2 separate regions of the Homo sapiens genome follow, and region 1 is linked to region 2. A link is a contact called in ENCODE Hi-C data. All regions are on one chromosome and are shown on one strand. Each heading gives the region's core, a stretch centred on a gene start or an enhancer-like site at or near the end of the contact. The rest is flanking DNA. Distances are from core to core; before and after follow the strand shown.

Region 1 (5,691 bases), core at 2,603-5,102, 300 kb after region 2:
GAGTGCAGGACTGGGCTGCTCTCGCCTCTTGGAAGCTGCAGACTGTGCTGAACGCAGAAGGGGGTGTGACACGGCTACAAGGTAGACTCCCTGCCAGCCAGAGTCAGCATTTAACCCAGGTTCCCTCTTCTCATGTGGCCATACTCTAGTTTCAGTAAGGAAATGTTGAATATTTTTTTTTTTACCTGTAACGGATTTTTTCTTTTGTTCTCCAGATTCATGAGAATAATGACTTCTATTTTTGGTCTTGTTACCATTTTTACAAATTTCCTTGAAGAAAAACAAAATGAACACATTATTCATTCTAGGAGACCTCCTTCAGTCTGTCCGGCAAAGTGAGAACAGAGGATGGCTGAAATAATTTCAGCAACACAGAAGGAAACTGTGGATGAGAAATCTGACAGGTGTAGAGCTAGATAAAACCTATTTGATGATCCTAAAGAATAATAAAAAATAAAGCAAAACGGCACATTACATTTTTTTTTTTTTTTAAGACAGAGTCTTGCTCTGTCACCCAGGCTGGAGTGCAGTGGCGCAATCTTGTCTCTCTGCAACCTCTGCCTCCCGGGTTCAAGCCATTCTCCTGCCTCAGCCTCCCGAGTAGCTGGGATTACAGGGGCGCGCCACCATGCAAGGCAATTTTTGTATTTTTAGTAGAGACGGGGTTTCACCACCTTGCCCAGGCTGTTCTTGAACTCCTGACCTTAGGTGATCCGCCTGCCTCGGCCTTCCAAAGTGCTGGGATTACAGGTGTGAATCACCGCACCCAGCCCACATTTTCTTCTTTCTATCCTAGTTAAATCTTCACTTTTGCTTGTTTTGTCTGTTTTAAATAATTTTCAACCAACACTTAGCTATGGTTTCTAGCTCTTTCAACTCTTAAGAGATTAAAAAGTCCCAAGTGGACAAAGTTTAGAAAGGAAGCAGCAACAGCTGCAATCAGGAAGCCCCTCCTAACTGCCAAAGGTTGTCTTGAGTGTGCTTTTTAACTCTGGAGGGACATCCACAAACTCATTTTCTCAGGGAGAATGGAAGGAGACGTACGGCTCTCCTCCGGCGTGAGTCCTCATGGCCGTTGCTGTCGCTGGAGGAGGTCTGGCTCATAAGGTGCTCGTGGGACCCGTTGCTGCCCAGACTCCCGTAGCCACTGGAGCCGCTGTGGGGGACGGGCTGGGGAGACAGCAGACAGCGCTACAGACACAGCCAGGGCTGCTGAGCTATGCATGTGGCCCCCTGCCAACACACCCTGTTTCGCAGAGAGGATGGCGACCCGCCTAAGGCTACATGGCAGAGACCAGGGGAGCTGAGGTTTGAACCCCAGGGTCAGCTCCAGAGGTAGACTCCTGGCCTCCAGCCGCGGTGCCCCGACCCAGACATGCAGTCACCGAGGAGACGGCACCAAAGGAATGTGTCCAACCCGCTCATCAACGCATGGCTGCAGCCAGCCACGCCTCTGTGGATGGGTTTAAAACAAACAAGATGCGATGACAGCTTCACTCCACAGTCTCCGGGAACTGACAGGCAGGCGCCTACTCAGGTGTGGGGTTGACTGCAGTGGGCCTGATTTTTTTTAGGGACCTTGAGTACAATGTCCCTCCCTTAAGTCCCACTGCTCTGGATTAGAATGAGCCCCCGCACCACTGAGAGGTCACTCTGGAACTATGCAGCCTGTGTCAGAGCACGGGGTCTGCACACGTCCTTCAGCTACTCACTCAGGGCTGCAGTTCAGACAAGGTCGAATGCAAGGCTGGAGAGAGCCAAGGGTACTATGGACTGTCTCGGACTAGCACAGTCTATGCCCAAACTGTCCCCTGGGGGATGTTCAGAGAATGACAGATGAAGCTGTCTGAGTGGGTGTGCCAGGACCAGGGTTCAGAGCCTATGTCCTCTGCAGGGGGCTCTCAGGCTGCTACCTGGGAGGAGGACATGCAGGCACCACACCCACCTGCAGCAGGAGCCGGTGGATCTGCTCTGTGAGCTCCTGAATGCTGGGGTGCAGGGCCTTCTCCTCTGTGCAGGGGTGGGCTGCAAACACGTCCTCATTCAAAGGGCCCCTGCGTGGTTTTAATTCATCTTGTTAGATGGGGCCCCACAGGAGGACCTCTCTGGCGTGACTGTATAGCCACTACATGCTGCCTGCCTGGGTGGGCCCTCTGCCTCTCCCCTGCAGCCCCCCAGGCTGCTGCCTGTCCACTCCCTACTCTGCTTGAATGAGGTCCCTCCCACTTGGGGGCAGAGGACAGGTCACCCCTGCCTAGCAGTCTGGGGCTCCAGATTGGTGGCAGGAAGCAAGGTTTCGGTCTTGGCCTCTCAGCCCCTCCCTATGCCATCTGTTGCTGGGAGGTGAGGACAGCCCGAGACCCCCGCCCAAGACCCCTGAGCCACCTCGGGCCCTTGGAGCACTCACACCCTGACTTTGTGCCTCCCAATGATGAAGGAGATTTTCCTGCTCCATGGGTTGATGAAGCTGGACCAGCTGGTGTCCAACGTGATGTACTCTCCGTTCCGGGCGCGAAACCGAATGGGAGAATAGTCGAAAGGCTGCCCGCCTGACTGCAGGACTAGGAGAGCAAAAGCCAGCATTCAGGGGAAAAGGGGAGCAAACAGGATTTATAGTAGAGAGAGACAAGTCAAGAGTCACTCAGGCCCAGGATCATTTGCAAACTGTAGGGGTATGAACACTTCTTCAAAGCCACTGCTTTCAACCTCCTGTTTTTGCTGTAGATTACCAGGAGGCTGTTTCCAGCAGGAGCTGTTTCATCCCATGTTTCACCTCTGCTAGTGTCACTTGCATCTATGAGGGCTGGGCTTGGTGAGGACATGCACTGTGCACTCCCCTGGCCTGGTGAGAACCTTCCTAGCCACAGATGAACTGGTCTCCCCTCCTCCCATGCGCCACTGAAGCCAACAGTAAACATAAGATGCTACGGACTCAGGCCACGGACTGAGAAACAACTGGCCACAAAGGAACTCACATGAGTTTACCCCTCTCTCTCGACTCCACTGGGCACTGCAGTGCCAGGAGGGAGGCGGCGAGGCGGGCGTCTACCACCTGCTTGTCCTTAGCTGATCTGACCTGTCAGAGCTAGACTGGTCCCAAGAAGCAGCCCCAAGGACACAGGAACTTCCGCCAAACACTTCAGGATGTACCATGAAAAGGGGACCTACTCTTTTTGTGGATGGCCAGCATCAAGGGCCTGTCACTAGGGTGGAGCTGCACGAGCACTGGGGTTTCAATCAGGTCCTGAGGTAGGTAGCCCAGGAGAGGGACCGCCCTGGAAGGCAAGCAGACACACGCTAGGATTGGCATCCAAACAGATGAGGAGATTGTCACTAAGAACCATCTTATTCCCTGGAAAGAGAAGATACACTCCAAACCCCACCCCCTCCCCCACCCCCGGAGATCAAAAGTTGGACTAACAGAACCAGCTAGACTTTTAATCAATAGCAAACGAAGGTTCACTGTCCAGGACGCTGAAGGAGGCTCCCTCTGCTGGGGCCTGAGTGCTTCAGCTCTGCGTTTCACCTCCCAAGAGATAAGTCATGATCATGCTTTTGTTTTCTTCCTTCCAGCATCTTTTTCTTTTTCAGTGTCATTCATTAGTTTGGCCACATGTGACCTGGCATGGATTTTTGCTTAACAAGTTTTGCCTGGGCCTCGGAAAACCCTTTGTATGTGCTTCTTTTCCAGCCTGGTCTCGTGTGACTTTGGCCTCAGCATCCAGTTGGTTTACTGTGGCTTCTTTGGAGTCTCGGTGGCTGGCTGGGCCTCTGCCCTTTGAGCTCATGCCTCCTCCCAGAGCTGTGGCTTTGCTCCATTGCAGGACGGAGCTGAACTTCAGCAGCACCTTCTGCTTCTGTTTGTGTCCAGCGCCCTCTGCCGGCTCCACCGACCATTTCTTCTCCCGATCTGCCTCTTAACACTTGTTGCATCCAAACCAATGTTTCCTCAAACTCTGCTGCTTGTGTAGAAGGATTTTCCCTGTGAATCTTTAGACCATGGTGCAGAACTTTCTCAAGGGCCTGGCGTTATTCTTTGATTTCCTCCTTCTTGTCTGAGGCTCTCTCTTCAGGCCTCATGTTTTCCTTTGGACAGGATATACAGAATGTTCCTGGCATCCGTCCCATCAAGGCCTTGCTGAAGGAGGAAGAAGAGGAAGGAAGAGGAGAGGAGTGGGGGAACAGGAAGGAAAAAGAGGGGGAGGAGGAAGAGGAGGGAGCAGAAAGGGGGTGGAGGGTGAAAAGAAGGAGGGGAGGAGGAGGGGGAGCCCTGGCTGTCCTTGGGCTTTGTGAGCCAGGCCACACACAAGGCTTCATCAAGGAGAGCTTGCAGGCTGTGGCCCATCATGCCAGGTGAACCTGTCTGCCAACCTCCCTGCACAGGGCTGAGCTGGACACCAAGTTGGCATGGGAGTGGGTTAGAGACAGTTCTCAGATCTCTGAAGGAAGAAAAGTCTCCAGAGGCTGCTTTACATATACGGCCCCAGGCCCTGCCCTCCAAGATCCTGGTTCCACAGGGCAGGGTGGTGTCCAGAAGCCTGCATCTGCAAACTGGCTCTGCCCCAGGCAGCCCCGCGGACACACCTGAGCCACCTGGAGCTGGAAGTGACGGATCCCTTTTTACCCATAGAGCCTCCCCAGGAAGCTGTGTGGCCCTGACTCCAAGGATGGGGGCCTGTGTCCCTGGGCCAAGAGTAGAGGAGGGAGAGGTCTTGATCCTCCAGCTTCTAGGTGACCTGGTTCATTTTAGGAACCCAGCACACTGGTGCTTCTTGGTCCACTTCCTGTGGTATCTTCTGAGGTCACTTTTCGGTGACTACTGCCAGTGGCCCACACATTTTTTTTCTTTCTATTTTTTTGAGACAGGGTCTTTTGCTGTGACCTAGGCTGGAGTGCAGTGGTGCAATCATAGCTCACCGTAGCCTTGAACTCCTAGGCTCAGTGATCCCCCTGCCTCAGCCTCTGAGTAGCTGGGACTACAGGTGCACACCACCACACCCAGCTAATTTTTATTTTATTTTGCAGAGACAGGGTCTTGCTACGTTTTGAACTCCTGGTTTCAAACAGGCTGGTTTCAGACTCCTGGCCTCAAGTGATGCTCCTATCTCAGCTTCTCAGAGTGCTAGGATTATAAGTGTGAGCCACTGCACCTAGCCGGCCCAAGTGTTTTTGGAGTCTTCATGCATTTGTGGAGGAGCTGGGAGAAGATGCATGGTGGGGGCAGAAGCCACTCAGAACATGGGTGCTCCCAAATCTCACTGGGACTGTTCGCACCTGCTACAGCACCCTGAGGGGGAGACCCAGAGAGAGGGACCCAAGTGGGGCTCTGAGGCATGGAGAAAATCCTGTCCCCTGGAGAAGCCTCTAGCACACAGGCTGGAAGATAGACTTCTGCTGGGATCCAGCCAATGGCATCTCCGGCTTCCACCCTGACACTGGTCCCAGGCAACAGCGCCTCTGTCTGGACCATTATCCACTCCGAATGGGTTTATATGGGAGAATTAAGACAGGCTCAATTAGATCAACAGCTCTCCAGAAAGCCTCAATTACACCATGTGCATATCTTAGGAAGTTTTCAGTGTAATTCCATAATTATTTCATTGCCTGTATATAATTACATGTTTTTGTCCATTATCATGTAATTATAAAACCAAGATGCAGTCTTGGCTTTGGCTAAATAGCTTTTATATC
Region 2 (4,958 bases), core at 519-3,018:
AAAGGGGGTGGCAGGAGGTGACGCTGGAGGAAGAAGGAAGAGGAGGGCTGAGGAGCTGAGCTTAGTCAGGGAAACAGGCCATGACAATAAGGAAGAGGGAAGTGCAGGGCTCCAAGGAAGACACAGAGGGCACCTGCACTGCCCCACCCCACCCCCAGGCTTTGAGGCCTATCAGAAGTTGGTGTCTTAGCTTAGGAAAACTTGAGAGTTAGCCGGGCAAAAAAGGGAGAGACATGGTCCCAAACACAAGAAATAACACAAGTTGTGTTCTTTCTTTTTTCTTTTTTTTCTGGAAACAGTCTTGCTGTGTCACCCAGACTGGAGTGCAGTGTCAGCTCACTGCAACCTCCGCCTCCTGGGTTCAAGCAATTCTCCTGCCTCAGCGTTCCAAATAGCTGGGATTACAAGGGCGCACCACCACGCCCGGCTTTTTTGTATTTTTAGTAGAGATGGGGTTTTGCCATGTTGGCCAGGCTGGTCTTGAACTCCTGACCTCAGGTGATCTGTCTGCCTCGGCCTCCCAAAGTGCTGGGATTACAGGCCTGAGCCACTGCGCCCGGCTGAGTTGTGTTCTTGACCAGTTTTCCTGACTCCATTCCCACCGACTCACTTAGAGCCAAAGCCTTTATTATTATTATGGGGACAGGGTCTGCCCTGTCACCCAAGCTGGAGTGCAGTGGTGCGATCACGGCTCACTGCAGCCTCAACCTCCTGGGCTCAGGTGATCCTCCCATCCCAGCCTCCTGAGTAGCTGGGACTACAGGCGCGCGCCACCACGCGGCTAATTTTTTTTTTCTTTTTTTGTAGCGATGGGGTCTTGCCACCATCAGGAGGCTGGTCTTAAACTCTTGGGCTCATGGGATCCTCCCACTTTGGCCTCCCAAAGTGCTAGGATTACAGGCGTGAGCCACCGGGCCCGCCAGCCTCCTTTAGGAAGAAAACCTGATAGTCACTCCACTGTTAGAAACCTCTCAGTGGGGTTTTTCGAAATGAAAGTCTAACTCCTTGTCTCTTTCTGACCGTTTCCATGCTGAACCTCATCTTTCTAATGGCCCACTCCTCCAGGGGCCTGCCTGACGCCCAGGACGGCCCCTCGTCAATCACACAGGACGCTAATGGGCGCGGGATGAATCTGGGCGCCCAAAAGAGGACAAGTTGAAATGGATTTTTAAGGTACTTTAAACACATTTAAGAGAGAAAAGAAGGAATAAAAGGGACATGACAAGAACAGTGGGGCCTGTGGGCGCAGCACACGGTTTGGGGTTGGTCGTGGCTTGCGTGTCTGACCGCCCGGTCTCCCTCACCGCCTGCACTGCAGGCTGCGGGGGCCTGTCCAGTCCTTTGCACTCCAGGTGCGGCGCTGGACAGCGGGAGCTCCAGCCACGGAGGCCGCTCCTTCAGGGAAGGATAGCCCGGGCTCCTCCGTGCCCCTAAACCCTGCAGACCACGAAGTGAACCCGTGTTGGAACCAGGTGCAAAACCCCCAGCCCTCCGGCGCTCGGGCTCCAGAGCCAACTCGGAATCCCCGCCCCTAACGCTACTCGCCAATCAGCGGCGGTTGCGAAATCCGTGCCCGCCCCCTGGCCGCGCCCTCTGCCAATGAGCGAGGTCCGAGAGGCCCGTCGCCCAGCCCAGTCCCGATCGGCGCACGCCGCTGTTCGCGTGTCTGGTTCCAAATAAAGTTTTTCGCGACTTTGAATTTTTTTTTTAAAGCGCCCGCTGCTGTCTCGGCTGCCGCGGGCGAGAGCGGCCGAGTCCCCGCCCCGCCACTTCCGGTCCCGCCGCCGGGAGCCGGTGCGGCTGTGAGGGGCCGCGTCTCGCAGCAGCCGCCCGGACCGGGCATGGTGTTGGGCGCCGGGCCCGCCTCGCCTGTCTCGGGGAGCCCAGGTGAGGAGCGACCGTGCGGCTCTGCGGCGGGGCGAGGTGCGGCCGCCGGTGCACGGGCTGGCCTGCGGGCCGGGCGGAGGGCGCGGGCGGTGGCGGGGCCGCCTCGGGCCCGCCGGGTTCCTCACGCCGGGGGCCTGGCGGGCGCGGGCACCCGGACGCGAGGCCGAGCGGCGTGAATGGGAAGGGGCCGCGGGCCGCGGGCCGCGAGCCGGGGGTCGGAGGCGGCGTCGGCGGCCGGGGCGCTGGCCTCGCCCGGCAGTGAGTGACCGCGGCGGCGGCGGCGGGGGACGGCCCGCGCCGAGCACCTGGTGTGAACCAGGCCCTGGGCCGAGCGTGGCACAGACCTGGCCGCGCTCACGCCCCACTCGCGGGATCGGCTGCCTGCCTTGTACGGAGGAAGCGGGGCGTCCAGCGCCTGGCCAAGGTCACCGGCCCGACGTGGCCGCAGAAACCGGGACTGGACTCCCGATCGGGGCAGGAGTCGCGCTAGGCCGTGAGGAGCGGGGGAGGTGAGGGGAGTGACAACTCGCGCCCGGTCCTCGTACCTGCAGCGGGAAGAGTAAGTATGGACGCTTACCTACAACTGGGGGCGGCCAGGCTAGTTTGGAAAATTTTTACCACAGCAAAGGAGACGAGGAAGGAAGGGCATCTTGGAACAATTAGTGCAGCAGAGTCTTGGTTCCAGACCTAGTTCTGCTGGTGTGTCATCTTGGGTGTGGCCTTCCCCTCCCTGGGCTCAGTTTCCTCATCTGTCACAGGAGAGAATTGGGTCCCCCCACTCTGCATTCCCGACCGCCTGGAAGTGGGGGCAGGATGGGTTGGAATAGCCAGAGAAAGCTTCTTGGAGGAGGAGATGTTGGGATGTAGGTAGGAATCTTCCCCTTAAGGAAGGGGTAGGATTCGTTTGTGAAGGGAAGGAGGGCATTCTAGACCTGGGTATCAGACTGAATAGAAGCTTCTGGAAATGAACAGGGTGTTGTGAAGGAACAAAGAGGAAACTGGCCTGCCTGGTGCAGAGGAATCCTGGCTGAGGAGTGAGATGAAGGCAAGGGGGAGCATAGAGGTGGGAGAGAGAGAGAGATTGAGAGACAGAATCACACCAAGCTTAGTGCTGTGGGGCTTGAGGACCCCCCACCTGGACATACCTGCCTTTCAGGTAGTAGGCAGTGCAGGAAGGGGCAGGTTTACTGCTGAACGTAAAAGGGGCTGGGCTCCAAAGATGGTCGGTCAACCAGCGTACTCCTGTGCCGAGCAGGAGGTTCCTGGGCACTGGCATTCTGTAGAAGAGTGGGATGTGGACTTTGTTGTGCCCTGATCGGGGCCCCTTTGGCTGGGGAAGTTGAGTGTCCCCTAGTGACCCGCAGTCCCATCCTTTATGCTTGGATTGAGACGTCTCCATTCGGAAGGAATTGTAAATAAGTAGCCCCCTCACCTTGAGCTGACTGGCCCCTGGTGTCCCTGCACAAGTGACATGGCCTGGTTTTGCCATTGCTTGCAGGGATGCTGAGTAAATATCACTTGATGGCACTAGTAAGTTGCACACCAGATGCTCTTCTCCGGGCTGTCTGAAAGCAGGTCCCACCCAGAGGAGGAACCTAACTGGGCCAATTACAACTTGTGGAATTTAGAAACTGAGAATGCTGTTCAGAACAGCTGATCTGTTACCGAAATGCTGCCTTAGAGCGTAATTTGCAGGAAAGAGGAAGTTTTGTTTTAAACCAGATCTTCAAGAGTTGAAGCATATTGAAGAAGGAAAAGAATTCTGAAGCAACTGCAGGTATTCAGCTAGCCTCTTGACAGTTTGAAGACTTACTTTTTGATAGAATCCTTTGGTTTAAATTTAATTTTACAGCTATGGCAACATTCCCAAATTAGGCCTTGGGTTTATTCTTAAAGTGGCGTGTGAAAATGATACACACGATAGAAAAATAGATGGTCACTATATTAGATTTCTTAGAATGTTAGAGAAGTACATTTTTTATTACTTTCTATGGAAAACAAAGCACCAGTGTTACATTCTTTTATATCTTGCAAGTCACAGACTTGAAGATAGTAAACCAGCAATCTGACTCTTCAGTGGAATTGAATGTTGGAGCGTCTTCTGCCCACAGAGAAGACTTCATCGTGGCGTGATTGGGGGTATAAAAGCGTTAAGCGTAGCCTGCGGGCTGTAGTGGTGCAGAAGAGTTTCTTGGTGGTTGGCCTTTGAGTGCATGAAGGATCTCTCTCCCCAGGCTTCCCTGAGCCTCCTTCAGGGAGCTGCATGTGGCCCTGGTGCTTGCTGTTCTGTGGGACTCTTCATTCTGACTTTCCTAGGTTACTGCCTGCTGAACTCATGTTCAAGCAGTTGTGCTTTTATTTTTCACTCTTTGCTTCATTTGCATTCCCAAGGTCAGCCAGAGACCTGGTAGTCCTTGTGTAGGGCATCTGGTGCGTCCAGCTGACCCCCAGGTGATGGATGGATGCACGTCTTGGTCCATTATTGGGTGACTCTGACGATGTGGCAGGACTGATGTGCTCGAGTCTGCACACGGGGCAGCAGACTTGGCTGGGAAGGGAGACACTGTTCCATGACAAGGAATCCTTGTGAGGGATTTTTGACAAGATCATTCCAGGTAGGGGCTGAAGCAGGAGAGCTTGGCTCTAGATGGTGCTGCTGTCTGTGGTAGCTAAAGCCCCTACAGGTGTTTGTGACTATTTGCCTGTGAAGTAACTTCATCAGCTGAACCCAGCTGCTTTGCTCTGGGCGAAGCTGTGAAGATGTGCTCTTATGGAGGGCCACCTGAGGAGATGGCACAGTAGCGTAACAATGAAGAAACTAATGTTGGTTTATTTTCACATTTTTGTCAACTTTATTGAGGCGTAATTGAAATACACTAAATTGCCCATATTTAAATTGTGTAATTGATCAGTCTGAAACCATGACCACACTCGAGATAAAAACATTTCCTGCCCGGCATGGTGGCTCACGTCTGTAGTCCCAGCACTTTGGGAGGCTGAGGCAGGTGGATTGCTTCCGCTCAGGAATTCAAGACCAGCCCGGGTAACATGGTGAAACCCTGTCTCTACAA

Evidence for each region. A loop is a pair of places that touch in the nucleus more often than their neighbours do. Pooled maps may share reads with other maps.
Region 1: a map of dorsolateral prefrontal cortex shows a loop between it and region 2 (4-fold over the local background). The contact joins the enhancer-like site here to the promoter of UBE2F in region 2. A Hi-C loop is called at or near these places in 16 of 168 maps with a recorded cell type or tissue (CD4-positive, alpha-beta T cell, CD4-positive, alpha-beta memory T cell, CD8-positive, alpha-beta T cell and 10 more), 27 of 37 single-sample maps with no recorded cell type and 32 of 50 pooled maps.

Annotation. Positions count from the first base shown.
Region 1 is chr2:238,259,784-238,265,474 of GRCh38, forward strand. PER2 (period circadian regulator 2) reads right to left here. Exons shown (of 23, transcript NM_022817.3): 10 at 3,169-3,275; 11 at 2,408-2,561; 12 at 1,946-2,054; 13 at 1,045-1,170; 14 at 186-270. Among named protein-coding and RNA genes, the nearest start is that of HES6, 23 kb to the left of the region's middle. RefSeq lists an enhancer at 4,000-4,500. Within about 2 kb of position 3,853, at least 23 of the 41 ENCODE cell types and tissues checked have a DNase peak (open chromatin) inside an H3K27ac peak, as active enhancers do; they include dorsolateral prefrontal cortex and thyroid gland, where a contact is called at or near this core.
Region 2 is chr2:237,965,246-237,970,203 of GRCh38, forward strand. UBE2F (ubiquitin conjugating enzyme E2 F (putative)) reads left to right here and starts at 1,769. Exons shown (of 10, transcript NM_080678.3): 1 at 1,769-1,887. It overlaps UBE2F-SCLY (UBE2F-SCLY readthrough (NMD candidate)), which reads left to right and starts at 1,700. Exons shown (of 19, transcript NR_037904.1): 1 at 1,700-1,887. RefSeq lists a cis regulatory region at 1-296 and a silencer at 1,813-1,992.